Regions from separate parts of the Mus musculus genome. Here region 2 is linked to region 1. A link is a loop called in an ENCODE intact Hi-C map of the cell type or tissue named here. Cell type or tissue: gastrocnemius. All regions are shown on one strand. Links, peaks and the distances in the headings refer to the core of each region. The heading gives the core; the rest is flanking DNA.

Region 1 (10,113 bases), core at 4,547-7,046:
TCTGGGAATCCCAAAGTCCTACCTCTGCCTCGCTGCTCAGCCATTGGCCGCCAGCAACTTATTTACCAATCAGAAACAACTGGGGGCAGGGACCCTCAGGGTTTTACATGTGGAATTTTTGAGCAATTTTGGGAACTCAATTAGCATAATTCAAGCATTAAACCAAATCTATAACACTTATTTCTTTTGTTTCTTCTTTGAGCATGACTACTGTAACTACTGCCCCTGAATGACCAACCACAACCAATCCTGCTTATGGGAATCTAACATTTATATACCCTCTGGAAAGTTCCCAGAATTCCAAACATTGCACAGTCACAGAAACTATCTGCAGTTGGCAAAACCATGCCTCTCTTAAAGCATGAGGCAAACCATAGTCAGCTGCAGTGAAACAGCCCCACATCACCATATTTGGGATTAAAATGAAAACATATTCTTATTATATTTCTGTGTTTTTGAAAGAAACCAAAGTTCTAGAATTTTCACTACACATATGAGATTTGAGATCCTTTGAGTTGGGTCTGTATCATTTGGTTGTCTTGTTTGGAAGATTCCTTGGACTGAGCAATTACTGTTTTTTTACTCTCCAGACCTCCCAGGCAGACAGGCAAGGGCTAGCTAGCCTCTAATTGCATAAATCATTTCTAATATAGTTCTTTGTAATTACATATTCTAGTGGTCCTGTTCCTCTGGAGACTCCTGACAAATACTTCAGTCTAATCAAACAAGTCTTATAAGAAATGGTGAGTCATCAGGAAACCATTACCAGACTTTGGAGAAAACAAATTTAGGAAAGGACAATTCTTTCCAGGTTATAACACAGCTAATGTTAAAATCTCAGAGAAAGGTGATTAAGATGAGTATCCAGGCTACCCTTGTCTCTTTCTCTCCCATTTTCTGCTGGCCTTGTTTACTTCTCAACCCTAATTGGAAACTGTCCTCAAACAGGACGTTGGCTGATACTTCAGAGGTCTGCATACCCAGGTGAAGAGCAAGGCAGACAAGAGTAGAGGGGGAACCTTATGGAGAATCAACAGAGAATGGCCACACACATGCACACTGCCCACTTCTCCTTGGTACATGTAAAATGGAAGATCAGAAGTTGTCTGTGGCCTGGTAAAAGAGGAGGCTTAGAATTAAAATGGGACTCTATTCCTATGGAGAACGAATGGATAGATAGATAGATAATCTAAGTGAATCTATAAATCTCTCTATGGATCAGTAGAAGCAACTGCCATTTGTTGCACAGGGGCAATCGTGCTTATTCCACTGAGCTAGGGTCACAAGTAAATGTTAAGAAGATGCTATCTCCTGTTGACATGAACACTATAGGAAAAGGGGCCAGCAAAGACTGATGTGGATGGCTACCATGCAAGTATGGCTATCCCATTGGTGGGGCAGGGCAGGAAAGTACTTTGTTGGAGACTGTGGCAGAAGTGTGGTTTGGGAGCATGAAGCTAAGATTCTCCAAGGTGTGCCAGGCGGTGGTGGCGCACGCCTTTAATCCCAGCACTCGGGAAGCAGAGGCAGGCAGATTTCTGAGTTCGAGGCCAGCCTGGTCTACAGAGTGAGTGCCAGGACAGCCAGGGCTACACAGAGAAATACTGTCTCAAAAAAAAAAAAAAAAAAAAAAAGAAAGAAAGAAAGACAGACAGACAGACAGACAGAAAGAAAGATAAAGTAGAATACAAAATCAACCTATAGAGAGGTCTGTAACCTTTCCATGTATCAATAAGAACATTTTCTGGAGAAAAATATACAATTTGCTATAGCAAACAAAACAAAGCAAACTGAAAACCTTATGACTGTGATGGCTTTTAAGGTGAACCGTCAATCTGACAGAAAGTAGAGATGAGACCCTGATTATCTGTGAGGGGTTGTGGTAGTGCATTCATTAAGGGGAGAACATCTGCTCCCTGTGGGTGGCATCATATCCTGGCGGGAGTCTCTAGAGAAGCAGCCTGCCTTTGCAGCTCTCTGCTTTCCATTGGGAGCATCCTGTGACTAGGTGCTTCAAGCTCCCCATGAAGACTTCCCTGAGAGGAGTGCTGGGAGGCAGAATAAATCCTCCTCCCTTAGGTTGTTTTTATCAAGAGTATTTTACCATAATGGGAAGACAAACTGAGATACCTAACCAGGGATGGAAAGACCGCTATGAAAACTTCAAAACACTAAAGGAAGCAGTAAAGAAGACGGTAGAGATGGGATTCTCCTTGGTTGTGGTTTGGCGGAATTAATATTTTGAAAATGGCTATACTGAAAATGATCTACAGATTCAATGCTATTATCAAAGTTCAATGACATTCTTCATGAGAACCAGAGGGGGGAAAAATCTTAGTTCACAGGGAAGCACAAGAGACCACAAATAACCAAAGCTAGCCTCAACAAAAAGCACAGTGATAACGTTTTTGAGTCATGGAGGGGAAGGGAAAGAGGGGCGTACTGTTCCTCAGACCTCATCTGATTTTACTGACAGGCAGGGGACTTTAGACTTGCTGACAAGGATCTAATGGTCCGCAGAGACAAAATGTGTTTCCTAAAAGACATCTTTCCCAAGAAAGTAAATATATTGCTCTTAGTTCAGGCCAAACAATGCATTCATAGAGATACCTCAAGCAAGGTTATCAAGACCAGTATATAAGGCTAGGTTTACTAAGGGCTAACATGAGGTGTAATGATATGTTCCCAACACCTACTCCCTACAACTAAACGCTGCCTTACTAAGAACACGTCCTTAACCTTTAATCTTACTACAAATTACACTCTTAGAGGAATATTAGAAAGAAGTGTTGGGAGGAGTCTTCCTTAGCAAGCTCTAAAGATGTAATGTGAGAGAGAGTCAGCCAAATCCCATGTATACCCATTATAATAAAACCTACTTGTGACTTTCTTCTTAGAGAAGCTTACTTTATAGTTGTCCAATCGAGTGTGCTTACCATATCTTTCTTAAGAAACTTTCTATTCCCCCCCCCCCATCTTTTCCAAGAAAGGCTTTCTCTATATAGCCCTGGCTATACTGGAACTCCCTCTGTGGACCAGGCTGGCCTTGAACATAGTTCTGCCTGCCTCTGCCTCCTGAATGATAGGGTTAAATGCATGTGCCACCGCCCCTGGCTGAACCTTTCTAGTCTTAATAAATCCAACTGTTGCCTTGAAATTCAGTTCTTTATAGTATCTAGGTTTTGCATGGGTAAAACTGCATGGCCTGGTACACGCGAGCACGTGCGTGCGCGCATACACACACACACACACACATAGAGAGAGAGAGAGAGAGAGAGAGAGAGACAGAGAGACAGAGAGAGAGAGAGAGAGAGAGTTATATCCATCTAAGTTTTAATAAAGTGCCAAGAACATACATTGGAAAAAATGACAACCTATTCAATAAATGTTGCCAAGAAGGCTGACTGTGAAATTAGATCCATATTTCTTAACTTGCAGAAAAATCAGTTCAAATGGATCAAAGATCTCCACATGAGATCAGAAGCTCTGAAAGTGCTAGAGAAAAACATCTGAATACATAAGTACAGGCAAGAACTTTCTAGAAAGGACTAACAGCACAGGAAAACACTGTAAGAAAGGACAAATGGGGTTGTACACAATGTAAAATTTTCTACACAGAAAAGGAAAGTTACTTTGATGAATAAAACAATCCTACACAATAGAAAACGATATCATTGCCAACTGTATGCCACACAAGGGTTAATATCTGGAATATATAAAGAACTGAAAAAATTAAATACTCCCAAATCTTCTAATCAATAAACTAGTTGACGATTTGAATGGACAATTTTCTAAGAAAGAAGCAGAAGCTACTAATAAATACCTTTGCTATCCATGAAGTGCAAATTAAAACTGCTGAGAGTTTATGTCATTCCAGTCAGAATGGATACCAGCCAAAAACAAATATGGATGAGGCTGTGGGAATAGAGGAACCCTTATTCACTGCTGGGGGGTAAGCTACCACAGTGCTGCCAGCCAGTGTGGAGATCAGGATGAAGGTTTCTTAAAAAGAAATAAACAAAAAGCAACCAAGCATGTCCCAGAATTTTTCCTGTCCAATTACATTAGGGCAGCAGGAGGCCTGTGATTGGACAGGGAAAAGGAAGGCCGAGCTAAGAGTTGAAGAGCCAGAGAGCATCCCAGGGGAGAAAGAGAAAGATGGAGGCAGACGTGCACCATGGTGGCTTTAACCAGCCACAGGTAGTTATGATATCATAAGGTTAGAATAATTAGGATATAGCTTTTATCATTATCAATTGGTTCTGAAATTATTGTATTGGCTTCTTGTAAATTGAGAATTTATTGATACATAAATCTGATTGGTTAATTATAAGGTTCAAGAGTTTTGCTTTACTTGGTTACTGGTATGTGGGACTTCTGATGGCAGAGAGGGAACTAGAGGCTCCAGGGACAAGTGAGCCAGATGCTGGGGGTGGGGGGTGCGGCTGGAGAGAGTTGATGGTGGCAGGAGCTCCAGAAGCCTGTTGGCCCCTCTGGGGAGTTGGCGGGTTGAGAGAAGCAGGAGCTCAGAGAATTGACAGGTTCATTTTTTAATATTTCCTGAAACACAAGCAAACCAAAAACTTTATATTATAAATAAACAAAAAAACCTATTCCACTATACCATTCCTGGATGAATATACCCAAAGGACACTGTAATGTACTATGGAGGTACTTGCATATTCACGTTTATGGCTGCTAAGAAATGGAACCTTCCTATAAACATACTAAGGAAAAGAATAGATCCAGAAAATGTGTTACATATGTGATACATAAACATAAGCAATTTTTCTTCAGCTCCAATGAACTTATGACGTTGTAGAAATAAAGATGTAACACATCTTTTTTTTTTTTTTTTTTTGGTTTTTCGAGACAGGGTTTCTCTGTGTAACCCTGGCTGTCTTGGAACTCACTCTGTAGACCAGGCTGGCCTTGAACTCAGAGATCTGCCTGCCTCTGCCTCCCAAGTGCTGGGATTAAAGGCGTGCGGCACCACTGCCCTGCTGTAACACATCTTTTAAGTAAACTAAACCAGACTCAAAGACTTACTCTCACATATGTGAAACCATGTATGTGTGTGTGTGTGTGTGTGTGTGTGTGTGTGTGTGTGTGTGTGTTGAACTACAAAGTCAGAGGTCTGAAGGAAGCAGGGAAGAGTGAAAGAGATGGTTACAGAATATACAAATTGTTACATGAATGAAGAAGGGAATTAAGCGGGAAGGAGACTATTAAGAGTGGGTCAGGGGGAGAGGAAGACAATAGGAGAGTGGGGCAATAAGAACAAATTATGTATTAAAACTCCATAATGAACACATGACTTGGGAGGTTAACCTAAAATTCAAAGTCTGTCAGGTATTCTAGGAAGCTAGGTTATCCGGCCTCACCAGACAATAAAAATGGCAACTTCCACAGTGTCTTTAGTTGGGGAAGACAGACAGTGAAGGATAAAATACACAGGGAAATCTCAGGCAGGGCTTGTGCTAGGAGAAAAGTACCACAGCTCTTTGGCAGGCAGACTGGTCCTTCAGATGAGAGTCATCAGGGCTGTCATCTTTGAACAGAGGCCTGCAGAGCTTAATATGAGTAAGGAAAGGGAAACTAGACTTTCTAAGAGACAAGGGAAGACTATTCACCAGAGAGAGGTCAGCAGAGGTAGAGTGTGAACAACCTCAAGTAGGAGACTTGCGAATGCAAGAGAGAGCTAGGAGGCCAGTGTGCTAGTGTGGGAAGGGCAAGGGCAGTGAGGTAGGGATGGCAGCCAGGTGAGGTCATAAACACCTTTGTAGGCCAGGGGAGAGAGTTAATATTTTCCCATAAGGGTTTTAGGCTGATCATGCTGTGTAATGCAGCAAGGCAAGCCTCCTTTCCCATTGTAAAATGTAATCTTCATAATTCTACAAGAAATAAATTCTAGTGGCACAAGAGTGGAAACGTCCAGTTACAGTTTACACTGCAGTGGCCAGAGCACTGTGCCCAGTGGACACAGATGGTTATCTTGGATAGGCATGTGCTGCATAAATATGGGTGAACTGATCCAAGACTGGCCTGTGCAGAGCGCTGGCAGCCCAAGAGCTGGCTCAGAGCTAAGGGCTCCGCATCTGGATTTTAGTCTGCAATGTGAACTGGAAGCGAACACAAGGCTTCTGTACGGTATGGGAGTAAATGACAGAGCAGAAACGGAAATAGGAGTGCCTAGATGATGATGATGATCATCATCATAAAATATTAAGTAATATTTCGGCAGTCTTTCGGATTCTCTTCACAAGGTCCAAGTAGCATATTGATGCCTCAAGGTTTAATTTCTCAGACTTATTCTCATTCACACCAGTCAGAAGTGATGATATCACAGTGCCCTGATAATATAACTCTCACATGTCCGTGGTTTTTCTTCTCACTCATTTATATACTTCCATCAAGAAGTAACTGGGATTCTTACTCTTCACTCTGTGGAACACCAATAATTGACAATGGCAAAGAGAGAAAGGATTTTGGAAGGTTCCTAAAGCATCTAAAAGCTAGTCACAAGTCACTTGGCAGAATATATCGTGGAGACTGACCCAAACACGAGGCCTGGACATAGAAGTCAGCCTACTATGACCGAGTAGAGAATACAGGGAATATTTAGTACACCTACTACTATTCAGTCATCCATAACCATGGTCTTAACGGTTGCCTGTGTATCAATGTCAAAATTTCTAGGAGTGATAATTCATGTCAACGCCATATTCCTATTTTCAAACATCCACTGGAATGCCACTTTTGGGTGGATATCATGGACATCTCAACTCTGATGCATCAACTTCATTTGTACATAGTTGTAATATTTTCCTTAAGTCAATGGCTTTCTTCTATCTACTATCTCAGATAAGAACTCTAGCTAACATCTTTGATTCCTTACCTTGCTCTCCTAGCACTGGGTCAGTCATAAGTCTATACATAGCTCGTGAAAGGGCTGGTAACAGCAACCCTTTTTATAAAGGTCTTTTGAGGAATCTTTTCCACTCTACGCAGCACAGTGCTTGGCATTCAGGAAAGGACTAGGGTCTAGAAGGCACATTCTCTGAAGAGTGGCTCTTCACAACCAATTCCCTGGGCTCCTAAACAACCGAGTTATCTAGAAGCCACTGGGAGACTTTGCTCTCTGGGATGGTACAATTATCCTCCTACGAACAGATAAGAACTCCTCCCCTAAAGTCGCCAGACAGCTTTTGGGGGAGAGCGACACCCCACTGCTGGTTTGCAGGAAAGGTCAATCAGAAGCCAAAGAGAGGCACTTGGCAAGAGTCCCAGCAGCTGCGGCCAAGGGTCTTTGACACGCAGGCACGCGCGCGCCCGTGGAAGCTGAGAGCGCGCAGCCCCGGGTCCCCTTTCCGCTTCCCGTGGCCTCCCTCCGCCTCACTCTTCTGCCCCGGGCAGCCGAGGCCTCCGTTGCCTGAGAGACGCGGGTACCTCGCCACTCATCCGCAGCACCAGCCGGGCGTCACGGGGGCGTGACCGACCACCCAGCTATGTCTCCGCCCCCTCTGCGCGTGCCCCGCCCCTCGGGCCCAAGGGGGCGGGCTCTGCGGGCGCGGGGTCCAGACTCGACCGACTCCCGGCGGGACCGCGTCTCGACCGCCGCTGCCGCCCTTCTCCGGCCGTTCCCTCCCCGCGAGAGGACGCAGGGAGCCGAGGCCTGGCGTGCGGGGTGCCATGGAAGGCCGCAGGCGGGGGGACGCGGCGGGAGTGGAGACACTGGCCGGCTGAGGCCGAGGCATGCGGAACCCCGGTGGGAGCCTGCCCCACACGCTGCCCCGGGCCTTGCAGCACGCCGGTCGGACGGGAGTCGTGGAGCAGCCGGGCCGCTGGGCACCGGAGCGGACAGCGGGAGGGGACCGCTCGGAGGACCGCCTTCCCCGCGGGGGCGGGGCCAGCGCGGCGGCGGCTGCTGCTGCGGCGGCGGCCTCGGGCGCCCTGCTCGGCGCCTATCTGGAGCGCCACGGTCTGCCCGCGGCCTCGGACTTGCCGGCGCCGGCCGGGGCGTTGGCAGGCGGCCCCGGGAGCGGCGGCGGCGTGGTGGTCGGGGTGGCCGAGGTGAGAAACTGGCGCTGCTGCTGCCTCGGCAGCACCTGTTGGTGCCGGAGCCTCGTGCTGGTGTGCGTGCTGGCCGCCCTGTGCTTCGCTTCCCTGGCCCTGGTCCGCCGCTACCTGCAGCACCTCCTGCTCTGGGTGGAGAGCCTCGACTCGCTGCTCGGTGTCCTGCTCTTCGTCGTGGGCTTCATCGTGGTCTCCTTCCCCTGCGGTTGGGGCTACATCGTGCTTAATGTGGCGGCCGGCTACCTGTACGGCTTCGTGCTAGGCATGGGGCTCATGGTGGTGGGCGTCCTCATTGGCACCTTTATCGCTCATGTGGTCTGCAAGCGGCTACTCACCGCCTGGGTGGCTGCCAGGATCCAGAACAGCGACAAGCTGAGCGCCGTTATCCGCGTCGTGGAGGGAGGAAGCGGCCTGAAGGTGGTGGCGCTGGCCCGGCTGACTCCCATACCTTTTGGGCTTCAGAATGCAGTGTTTTCGGTAAGTGGGGTCCCCCTGGCCCCTCCTTCTCGTGCTCTCTCCAAATTTGTCTTTTAGAGGCCTTGTGACCACCCTAGGAGGCGCTCTGTATGACAGAAGAGTCATTGACATTTTTATGGCACCCTGAAAAAAATTACACTACAAATTCATATAACACAGCCCCTTGGAAGACCTGATAAAGAACTATCCCCCCCCCCCCCCCCCGTGCGTGTGTTTGTGTATGAGTTTGATAAAAAAAAAGTACTTTGGTAGCTCTTGAGCCATAAAGCTTTGTGACTTGACTTCCCCAGCTTTCTCTCTGCCCTGCATAAATGCAGCAGGGTTCAGATTCAGGTTTCTGGTTATATTGGAGCATGGATCGCTTTTGTTTTTAACAGTGGAGGAGGAGACAGCAGTAGACCCCAAGTTCTTGGAGTTTCCTAAATTTGTAGTAAGCTTCTTAAAAGTAGTTTGCTGTCTTGGAAAAGCTGAGAATCCTGTTTATCTTTGTTTAGAACTCTATTTGAAGTCACCTGGGTGGTTCATAAAAACAAAATGAGCACCGGCTCTTCTTACACACATTATCTAAAGACTCTTGCACTTATGGTCAGAGGTTTAGTTTATTCTGTGTAGGCTTCTATAGCGAGGATGCACCTGAGTTAAAGGTATAAATCATTGCTGGTGAGGTGGCAACCACTTGATGGGAACTTTATGGCCTTAGGACAAATTATGAAACCTAATCCGACTATGTTTTGTTTTCTAGCCCAGGCTATCCTAGAACTCACTGAGTAGCTCAGGCTGACCCTAGACTGGCAGTGATTCTCCTGCCTCAACCTCCCTTAGTGCTGTATTACAAACATGAATCCCCATGCCCAGCTTTGACTTTCCAGAAAAAAGACTGAATGGGTTTCCCACATTCAGTGATTGCACATTAGAGTTCATACCTGAGATTCCCAGGTATGCACCCGTCAACTGAAAGGAAACTGCATGTATTGAGAGATAGCAGTAAGTTTGGCCTCAGCCTTTCTCAGCTTTTATTGTTTCATGTTGTGAAATATGAACATAAACTTTGATCAGCCTTATAATAGATCAGCTGTACCAAGGCTTGGAAATATGATGGAGGATTAGGAGCATGTATAGTTTTAATTCTGGTGGTGTGATCTGTCTCTGGCACAACCTGCATCTTTTCTTGTCTACATAGTATGTGACAACTGCTATTCTAGGCTCTCTCCAGGTATCTTCCATTCTTCAGCTGGTACACATGACTTCCAATAGTTGTTGCCTACAACAGATGAGAAGACTATGCTGGTAGTCTGCTGTCCTGTCTTAGGCGTCTGCTGACCTTGGCTAAGGTGTCTTGTTCTTTCTGCACCTTAATTTGTTTGCAAAGTGAGGAAAGTATTGGGCCTGGCCTGTTAGGCTACTGGGATTACATGTGATATATATGTAAGAGTCTGACTTGCATTTCAGTGTTTATCTACTGTTTGCTCTTTATGTTGTAATCACCTATGGTCGTCTCGGAAGTAAATAAGTGGTAGAGCCAGACTTTGACCTATGGCTTAGACAGAGCCTCAGCCTGTG
Region 2 (10,113 bases), core at 3,695-6,194, 52 kb before region 1:
GTGAACAAAATTTTTGGTGCTCAAAGCAGAGTAAACAATCTTCTGAAAGCAGACAAGATATCATCATCAGGAAAGACTGCAGGATAATAACGGCATATAGGACAGCACAGCTGGAGAACCATATGGCTCTTTTCATTGCTGACTCTTTATTTCCTCATTCCCAGACGCAACTGAGTTTTGCCTACACCTGAATGTGAACACCAAGTATCTGCGGTTGTTAATCTCTACATTTGTGTAAACATGTGGGTGCTGGGAGAATTGGGAAGTTCCCAGGATTCATCTACTGCAATGAATCCTACTGAATGCTTTCCTCAAAAGACTGTCAAGACATGTCTGCCCTCCACTGCAGCATTGTTTCATGTAACCTAAGGATAACCTTCACCAGGGTCATCCCAGGTAGTTCTTGTACAGAAAACTGTGGCCCCTAACCCATATCTCTAAAAGAAAACTATTAGAGGGTAGATCCTGGGAATTTGTTTTAATTCCCTGACTGGGTGACTGCAATCAGACAAATGTTTGAGAAGCACAACAGGCAAATCTAGGCAAATTATTCACCAAATGTTATAAGTTACAAGTGGATTTGCTTTTCTAGGAAAAGCTTTGAACTTCTCTACCAGTTCTGCAATATGATACCTAAACCTCAAAAAAAAAAAAAAAAAAAAAAGCTGCTACTGTCTAGCAGAATTGTATGTCCTTCATTAAAGGGATCAGCAACCTAACTTCAGTTCTTCAAAGGCCAGAATATAAATGCCAGAATCAATCATAAAAGGCAAATTAATTAGATGAATTGTTATCTTTTCCAGCAGAGGGAAACATATTTGTGAAGTAGAATTGGAAGAGTCAAGACAACAATCAAGGTTAATGTTCCAAAAGGACATAGAATCCTGTTGACAGATCACTAAAATACATAGGAGATAAATTTTGAATTGATTTTCAAGGTACTAGGTAAAAGAAAAATTATAATATGCCATTAAAAATGATCTCCTTCAGTTTTCCTCTTCTCCGAGTGTTTCTCTCCAGGGTTTTTACTGTCAGCTGTCTAACGTGATAGAATAAGAAATACATTTAGCTACATAAACATCTACCAAGGGTCATTATACTAAAGACAAAACTACACCAGGTAAAACTCATTTCTTGACTGGTGGGGAGACAGATGGCAGTTTCTGGCTGCAGCAGTTTCAAGCTGAGATCAAACTGACACTGAAATTTGCCTTTCTCAAAAGCCCTGGTCAGAACTCATATTTCTAACAGCTGCAGGATCAGGTATCTGTAGTCTCATGGACACTGGGTTTCAGCTTGTCACTCCACAGGCAGAGTGAATGTGGCACTGTTATAAAGCCTACCTACTGGAGTTCCACCTTGAGCCTCCACATCAGGAAGACAGATGTCTGGAGGTCAGTGTAAAGAGGCAAAGGGAGGAAGCAAATGCCCAGACTCCCACTTGTCCCTTACCCACCACTTCCACTTACACCTGAGCAGAACACTGTCCAGGGATATCATTTACAGAATTAATTCTGTGCTGAGCTAAGCTCAGAATGGGGAGGGACTAAAAGAGAGAGGGAAATGGTGAGTCTAGAGTGTTGTTACTTTTAGTTCTTCTTACCATCTTTTAAAGGTGGTAGCTACCTGGGCCACATTCCACTGTTTTCTACTTTCCTCCGCTCACTACTGGAAAAGCACCTACCTGCTTCAGAAGCATCTTCCCTCTGTAGGCAATGGCTGCATCCACTATGCATCTGTGAACACATGATGAGACTTGCCATGGAGAACATGGGTTGCCTGCTCAAGGTCACCTTCATGGCCTTTGAGAAGCAGAGCTGGCTGCAGTGCCACCCCGGAGCATCTGCTTTGACCTGGGACACCTGTTGCCCAGAGCCTTTCCTGGGCCAAGTTATCATCTGTTTGTAGATCCTTTGGACTGGAAATGTTGATATTGGAATCATCAAATGACATTTCTATAAGCATTTCCTTTAAAAAGGAAAGTCTTCCATTTTATATTTCTACTTATGGGGTTGCTTCTTCTTTTCAAGCCTCCCAACTCAAGTGGAGGAAAAAGAAATCCAAAACAAACATTGTTAGCTCTGCTCAGCCTTCTGAATGCTGCAATCCTTTAATAAAGTTCCTTGTGTTGTGGTGAACCCCAACCATAAAATCTTTTGTTGCTACTTCAAAACAGTAATTTGCCACTGTTGTGAATATTAATGCAAATATATTATATATGTCTTAGCCAGGGTTTCTATTCCTGGACAAAACATCATGACCAAGAAGCAAGTTGGGGAGGAAAGGGTTTATTCGGCTTACACTTCCATACTGCTGTTCATCACCAAGGGAAGTCAGGAATGGAACTCAAGCAGGTCAAAAAGCAGGAGCTGACGCAGAGGCCATGGAGGGATGTTCTTTACTGGCTTGTCTCCCCTGGCTTGCTCTGCTTGCTTTCTTACAGAACCCAAGACTACCAGCCTAGAGATGGTACTACCCACAAGGGTCCTTTCCCCCTTGATCACTAATTGAGAAGATGCCCCACAGCTGGATCTCATGGAGGCACTTCCCCAACTGAAGCTCCTTTCTCTGTGATTACTCCAGCCTACGTCAAGTTGACACACAAAACCAGCCAGTACAACATGTGACCTGAAAGGGGTCAAGACTCACAAGTTAAGAACTGCTGATCTAGAAGACATTGTCTCTTTTGTGTCATTGTGACCACTTTGAATTTGAAAACTGTTCCATATCTATTTTACAGTCATTCTTATCGTGTGTCTTCCAACCCAGAAAAGCTTTCCTAGAACACAGATTCACTCCTAGACAACTGCTCTCCCCACCCAGAGCCAATATCCACACAAGACTCAAAAACAATTCATGGTTTTTCTAAAACACAATCTTGAGAGTACATGTATAAGGGTAGAGGTGGGAGCTGGAGACACTAAAAGTGATTATTAAACTTATTTGGAGAGAAGACAAGTGTTTTGGGCTTTTATTGATGTGAAAACCAATAATCAAGGCAACTTTTATAAAGAAAACAATTAATTGTGGCTGACTTCCCATTTCAGATGTTCAGTCCATTATCAGCATGGTGAAAAGCATGACACCATAGAGACTTCGAGAACTTCATGTGGAACTGAGAGTTGAGGCAGCACGGGGAGACTGTGCTACACACACACTGGGCAGACCTTGAGCATAGGAGACTTCAAACCCCTACCCCACAGTGACACATTTCCTCCAACAAGGCCACACCTACTAATAGTGCTACTACCCCTGGGCCAAGCATTTAAACACATGAGTCTACGGAAGCCATAACTATCAAAACACCACAAGAAGTTAAATTGGACCAGCTTGCTATTCTGTACAAAGTAAGCATGGGTCCTTCTAGTTCCATGAACAAAATAACGTGAAAAGAGGTCAATAAATCACAGCTGATCTTAAAACTCTCTACAAAAAAATTATAAAATTTATAAATTATAAAAAGACATCAAATTAGCTAACAAATAAAATTAGTAAACTTGAAGTTGAAGCAAATGAAATTAGTAAATTTGAGTCCTAGAATTCACTTACAGAATCCCACATAATGGAGTCTTCATAAAAACAGTGAAAGCCAAGGTAGCTATGAACCTATGAATTCTGATAAAACTCTGTAGACCCTGAACCAAAGTCAGAAACCAGTCCCTTCTGCCACTAGGATATGAACTCAATTTTAACATATTTATGTTCCATATCAAATTATACAGAGAAATAAACCCAAGTTATTCACTTTATCCACATAAATAAGATTAATAAGAAGAGAATCAAAATATTCACAGGAAGAAAAGATTTTAAGACAGCACCCAAAAGAATCATTTTCAGCTGAATGCTATTTTAAAAATTTGTGATTGCCACAGGATAATCTCAAATTTCTCAATTCAGCATTTTCTCATTTAAGGAACAGTGTGTGCAAACATCTTCCTGGATGAGCACAGTCTCCTGGAGCAGCAGTCACAGCATCTCCTGCTATTTCCCAAACGTGCTGCATTTCCCTGCTGTCCAGCGTGGCTCACATCTTTCATCCTCACAGTCTCTTCATGTTTTGGTGTTCAGTCTTCATTTTCTTTGCCCTCAGAAGCTTTTTCTAAACAATTTAGGACAGAGGCCTTCCTTCCCCCTCTAGAATATGTAGCAGTGGTTATCTAAGGAAATTATCAGTTAAATTGTTCTAGAATTATCTGGAGCTTATTTGTTTATTATCATTAACTGTGTTTGAAAGAGTAAAATTATATATTTGTCTCAACCCAAACCCCTGCCCTCAAATTATGATGTTTATTCATAACGTTCAGATGCATTGTGCTTGTTTATCACGAGAAAGTTCAGAACTTCGAGCCACATTACTCAGGATAGAATTTAGTTTGAATGATTAACTGCATTTTCCTCTGTAACAAGCTTTAGTGAGTGCATTCTCCAGGAAGAAGTGATATGTGAAATTCATGAATGTAGGGAACATGGACATTGCCACCGATGGGTGTAAGAACTGGTGAGGAGGAGCCTGCTTATCCCCGGGAATCTCTGAGACCTGAGACGCCAAGGGTGGGGCTGCTCTCTCCCTGCCTCTGTGCCTACTCTGGGGCAAGTAACCCTGACACTCAACTAAGGTGATAACAGCCGGACAGTCGCAGAACACAGTTCCTGGAATGCGTCTCCATGCTCATTAGACATCGCCATAGCCTTTGCCGTCAGCCAGTGACCTTCCCTTCCTGGACATACTCACACCCTTCCCCTAAATTAAACAATTCATGGTTCATCACGAATAAAACATATGCATTCATGTCCACCCCTGTAAAGAAAGATGAATAAGCTAATATCATCTGAGAGAACTGCTTCATCAAGGATTACCGCTGGGAAGGCCTTCACCTAAGGAGCTGTGACACTAGGACTCCCAAAGAAAGCCTGTTTCATCTCCCACCCCTCTAGCACTCCACGCTTGCTTGCAATGGATCCTGCTTGTTTTGGGACCCACTCTCCCCTTCCGGCCTGATATACAGCAGTGCTCTGATGCCCTGAAGGGTGACGCTGACCACAGACCCCAGTTTGTGACTTATTCTCTAGCTGGTATACCTGGGCAGTACCCACCTAGGGAACCCGAGAGGAGACCTGGAACATTTGTCCCAGACCCTTTCCAGTCTGGTGGGAAGCTGCAAACCAGTTCCAGAACTTTTTCTTGTCCTCCTTGACTGGAGGCTTAGAGTACCTTCAATACCTCATTAGCATGGGGAAGCACTTTAGGAATCTCAGGTGCGGGCTGAACAGGTTGTATCAGGAGAAAAGAAAATGATCCTGTAATCTAACTGAAGGTATATGACATTCTCCAGGTAGAGGCCTATTCCGGGGCATTGAATTCTCCAGACAAGGTTAGAGAAGGAGAAGCCCCGCTAACAAAGGGAGTCTCCCATATTGGGCTAAGCCCAGGGGCTATCTGGTCATGGTGGACTTTGACCTTAATTAGCAGAGTTTCCCACAACTTCATGTCATTTTTGTTATACCAGTTCACCACCTAAAGATAAAAACATGATGTGACAGTAGAGACAGAGCCAACTTCTCTCCTTCACACACTCCACCCTGGGCTTCTGTACGGCTCACAATATTTTAGTGGTATTTAGTGTATCAGATTAACTGGCACCATCATGACACTAAAGAACTTCCTTTTCTTTCATTTCCAAAATCCCTACACACCAAAGCTCTTTCCAAAGCAGTCCACTCAGCTGTTAACAGCTGTTGCTGAGTGTCTGCTGACCACCAGCTGAATAAACATGTCGATGATGTAATAGAGTCCAACTGAACACACGCTGGCCCTAGTTAAACTTGTTCTTGGAACTATGTCCTATTATTCTAAGGTCTCATTTTCCACAGCACCTGTTAGCTTCTTGGGTTATCAGTCAGCTTGTTGAGTAATATTTTCCCATATAAATCAATGTTGCAAATAGCTTGATATGTGACCTTAGACACAGTCATGAAGGACGGACAAATCCTAAGAGTGAACTGAGTATGACCAGGAAGGGAATAGTGAGCCCAGAATGGAGCAAGGACAAAGGAAAGGATACTTCACCTTGCCTCTTGTGCCTGGTGGAGAGAGGGGCATTTTCCATTCAGTTTTCTCTGTATTTACATGTTCTGATATATGGCAAAAGGCAGCCCTGCCATGTCAGGCTGCAGCAGCAGTGGGTGCTGTGGATTTGCCTTTGTGCCACTTTGTTTTTGTCTAGCTGGTTGGGGAATGCAGGCAAATGTGGGGTTTTATATAGCAAAGTTATGGAAGAGAGGGGCAGGGATTTTATTGACACAGCTGGGAAGATTTTTCTGGAAGAGGAGAGTTATATGATAGGTTCCATAAGAGTAGAATCTCAGAGGGAGAGAGGAGAGAGAGAGAGAGAGAGAGAGAGAGAGAGAGAGAGAGAGAGAGAGAGAGAGAACTCTCATGACATTTTGCTGTGTGTTATGTGACTGGACTGTAGCCACTATTGTTCCTTCTCACTGAACACTTCAGAGCTCCAACCATGTGAAAGGGAAGGGAAAAATGACGGCACTCTTGGCTGATCTTGTCTGAGAAAGAGCCACAATGGAACTGTATTGCTTAAAGGACAATCAAATCATTCTTCCACTTAAAATTACAATTTAATTTTTTCTTTGCTGTAAAAGACATCTGAGTTGCTAGCAAAAAAAAAACAAAAAAAAAAACCAAAAAAAACAAAACCAAAAACCAAAAAACAAAAAAAAAAAACCAAAATCTTAGAGTGCCTCATGGTTTCAAATCAGTTTCCTAAATTGATGGCTCATATGACTCACCTAAATGTAAGGATGTATTATCTAGCAAACAGTTCACTATTCATAATTTTTAAATGTAATATTGCCAGGCAGTGGTGGCACACACCTTTAATCCTAGCTCTAGGGAGGCAGAGGCAGGCAGATTTCTGAGTTCCAGGCCAGCCTGGTCTACAGAGTGAGTTCCAGGACAGCCAGGGCTACACAGAGAAACCCTGTCTTGAAAAACAAAACAAACAAGCAAAACAAAAACAAAAACAAAAAGAAAAAAGAAAAGAAAGAAAAAAGAAAAAGAAAGAAAAAAAAAGCAAGAAAAGAAAATGTAATATTAATCTATATCATTTTACATAGTTGACCCTCTTTATTTTCTGGAATCAAAATATCTGGTGGTGTTTGAACAAAGTAAAATTCAGGGCATATCTCTGATTTGTACTAAGTATTTCTTATTCGAATTACTGCTAGGCATGCAGTTATTGCATTCTGGGAACATTTTTAAGATTTCTTTCTCCCCTACATGCTCCATATTTTGAAATCACTCCCCAGCCTATCTTGACCACCTGTTCTGAGCTCTTCGAAAACAGAGCGTGTTCTACTGCTAATCTTGGCACAACAAAATTACAGACCCCCTCACCCTACCATGTGGAATTTTAAAGCTTTAAAACTGAGAAGTTGGAGTTTCTACTCTTGTTCCCTAGGTCACGTGAACATTTGAGACGCCACACTATTCATATTTCAAATGTCTTTGGCCTCATACTTATTTGAGAAGAATTAATATCTAACTCTGGCTAATAATAAAAAAGAAGAGGAAGAAAATGAGAAGGGAGATTCCGAGGAACCAGGATAAGAAGCTAATTGTGTTCCTGTTCTTTTCGTATTCTAAATGGCTTTTGAATGGGGAAAACAGCCTCTGTTCCTGGAATAGTCTCTTGATGGCTGTGCTGTGGTCAATCACTCCCCCAGACCGTGGGGTTCACAAAACCTCCATGGTTCCTACTTCCTGCTTTTGGTCTCCCGTACATCTGGATCAGTGCAAAAAGCTGTAGCAAAATAATAATAATAATAAAAGAATCCAACAAGCCTTTCATTATTGTTAAAAAATGCTCTCCCTGCCCAGTGACTGTAAATGACCCCTTATTGCTCTTTGCACTACAGTTAAATAACCTCTCCAGACAATAGGCACCCTTTCATTCCGCCTCTAGGCTTTCTATTTAAAAAAGTGTTTAGGATTTTGCATTTGTCCGTTTTCTTCAGTATATTTCTTATATTGTCCTTTATATGTCCTTTATATGCAGAGTCCTCTCCTCTCATGACTTTTCAATCAGTCTTTAAAAATCTGAAAATTGCTCTTACCATGGAATTTCGTTTCCACAGGAGGCTAACCCTAAACAACCTAGTCGATTTCAACTTATGCAAGGTCCGCCCTCCTTCATGGTTTTGACTCCCAGGAAAGGTTTCATTCATTTGTTACTTGTTCATTCATTCAATTATTAATAATCTTCATTATATCCCAAATTGGGAACAAACATGCATGTCATGATGGTCAAAATTATGGGCATGATTCTGGATCCTAGCTCTACCCTTTGTCAAAAACGTGACTAGTACTAGTAAGTTATTTAACTTCCTTTATCACAATTTTCCCAAGAGTCACATAGACACAAAAATAGTAACCCTCTAATCTATTGTGAAGATTAAAAAAACAAATCTATGCAATGTGCTCTAGCCTAGTGACATTTGGCTTATGTCAAATATGATCTAGAGATATTGTCACAATGGTCGGCATGAACTAGATATACTATGATTCTAATTCTTGTGTTCAAGGTTAAGTTCATCCTTTGGACTTAGGGATCCATAACTGGGCTACACTCTCCTGTGCCTTCAAGGTAATGAACCCAACAGGCACTCTGTTCATAGTTCTTATCAATAGAAGCATGAGCTTCTCAGAAGCAGGTTTATTCTGATAGAAGGATCCCAAGCCTAGGAAAGCTATCATGATGGGACAAGGGGCTCTCTAATGCATAAGAGGATTCTAGAGCAGTTAGAGCATCCATGTGTGAAGAAACTGCTTTGACCAATGGTGTGTTCAGATAGAATCCTGCCTTTTAGACATGAAGTGTGTGTTGAAAGGAATTGATGATATTTTAAAAGTCCCATTACAATGGCTGACATTGTCCATTAGCCTGGCTACTGTGTCTCAACAAGTGAATGTCCAGCTGTCAGGATGTTGGACATGAAGCTCGAAGAAAAAGAATGAGAGTAAACACTTGAAATTGAGGATGCTGGATTTTTCCTCCTTTATCCACAATACCTTTGCTAGCAGATCTGTGAGTGGATGGGGGGCAGGGATTTGATAAGCCTCTTTTCCTCTGCAGTAAGAAGCCCACTAGGCTAATCAGAGTCCATTTATGGCCATGTTAATTTCAAAAATCAGTCTCCTAAAATTCAAAACTCACTTTGAATATGTTATTATACAAAGCAAGCTGTCATAACACTTAAAATAGACACTCTCAAAGGAAGAAAATAGCATGGAGTCCTGATATCTTGATATTCTGATATCAAATAGCATTGATTCCTTTGATTCACTATGCCCCCTTTTCTTTCTTTCTTTGGAGATTGAAATGTCATGAGTATTGTTCTTGTTTTGATGTTAACTATGCTAAAAAACAATGAAAGGCATTATGAACAATGAAGGTTTGTTAAATGCTATTTCAACGATTATTCCTGTCACACTTCTGTCTTCTTCTTTTCAGGTTTCTGTTGTCTTGTTCTCGTTTCTAGAAAGGGGCAGATTCTGAGCACAAAATGATTATCAATAGCAAACAGGTATGAAAAGACTTTCCTGCTTAATGACCTGAAATTATAAAGTGTCTTTTATTGCTTTGGTTGGTTTCATTTGTGTTTATGTTCTCCAGTGGAAAGCTATATTGTCTAAATGGTTGGAATGTTCCTTTCTGGGAGCGCAGCATAGGATGATCTAAAGTAGAAGATCCCTGGAAGTTGTAATGGGACACCTGATGATGCTATCAAGAGGCACTGAGTAGGACTAGAGAGACCAGTCAGTGTTCTCTGGAGCATGCTGGTAAAGAATGAAGAAATGTAAATTATTAGACAACACGCACTAGACAGGACTAGAGATATAATCCTTAACAGTCTTTTAAGTGCAGTGGCTTCTAGATTATCTATTTATTTGAGTTCAAGATTATTATTTGATATTCCAATAAAAACACAAACACACTTTGTTATGATTACTATGGGCGAACATTCAGAGTTTACCTAAAATTTGACTTTAATTTAACTGGGACTTTGTTCCTCCCTTTCAACAAAATCAGAAAGACA

What was found. Hi-C counts contacts between places; a loop is a spot of excess contacts. Peaks named below come from ENCODE experiments on the same cell type or tissue, not always from the same donor. Only the 100,000 strongest peaks of a DNase experiment are listed, where the experiment ranks them.
Region 2: a loop joins it to region 1, with 2.1 times the contacts of the local background. A loop is called at or near these places in 3 of 42 quality-filtered maps.

What each region holds. Positions count from the first base shown.
Region 1 is chr4:15,258,197-15,268,309 of GRCm38, forward strand. Tmem64 (transmembrane protein 64) reads left to right here and starts at 7,624. Exons shown (of 3, transcript NM_181401.3): 1 at 7,624-8,553. The coding sequence starts at 7,756. It overlaps Gm51436 (a long non-coding RNA gene), which reads left to right and starts at 8,561. Exons shown (of 2, transcript XR_003955370.1): 1 at 8,561-10,113. In gastrocnemius, for the core only: no CTCF peak of the experiment used is centred there; a DNase peak (open chromatin) is centred at 6,011; H3K4me3 peaks cover 176 bases; H3K27ac peaks cover 340 bases.
Region 2 is chr4:15,207,534-15,217,646 of GRCm38, forward strand. No RefSeq gene overlaps it. Among named protein-coding and RNA genes, the nearest start is that of Tmem64, 53 kb to the right of the region's middle. In gastrocnemius, for the core only: no CTCF peak of the experiment used is centred there; no DNase peak of the experiment used is centred there; H3K27ac peaks cover 1,104 bases.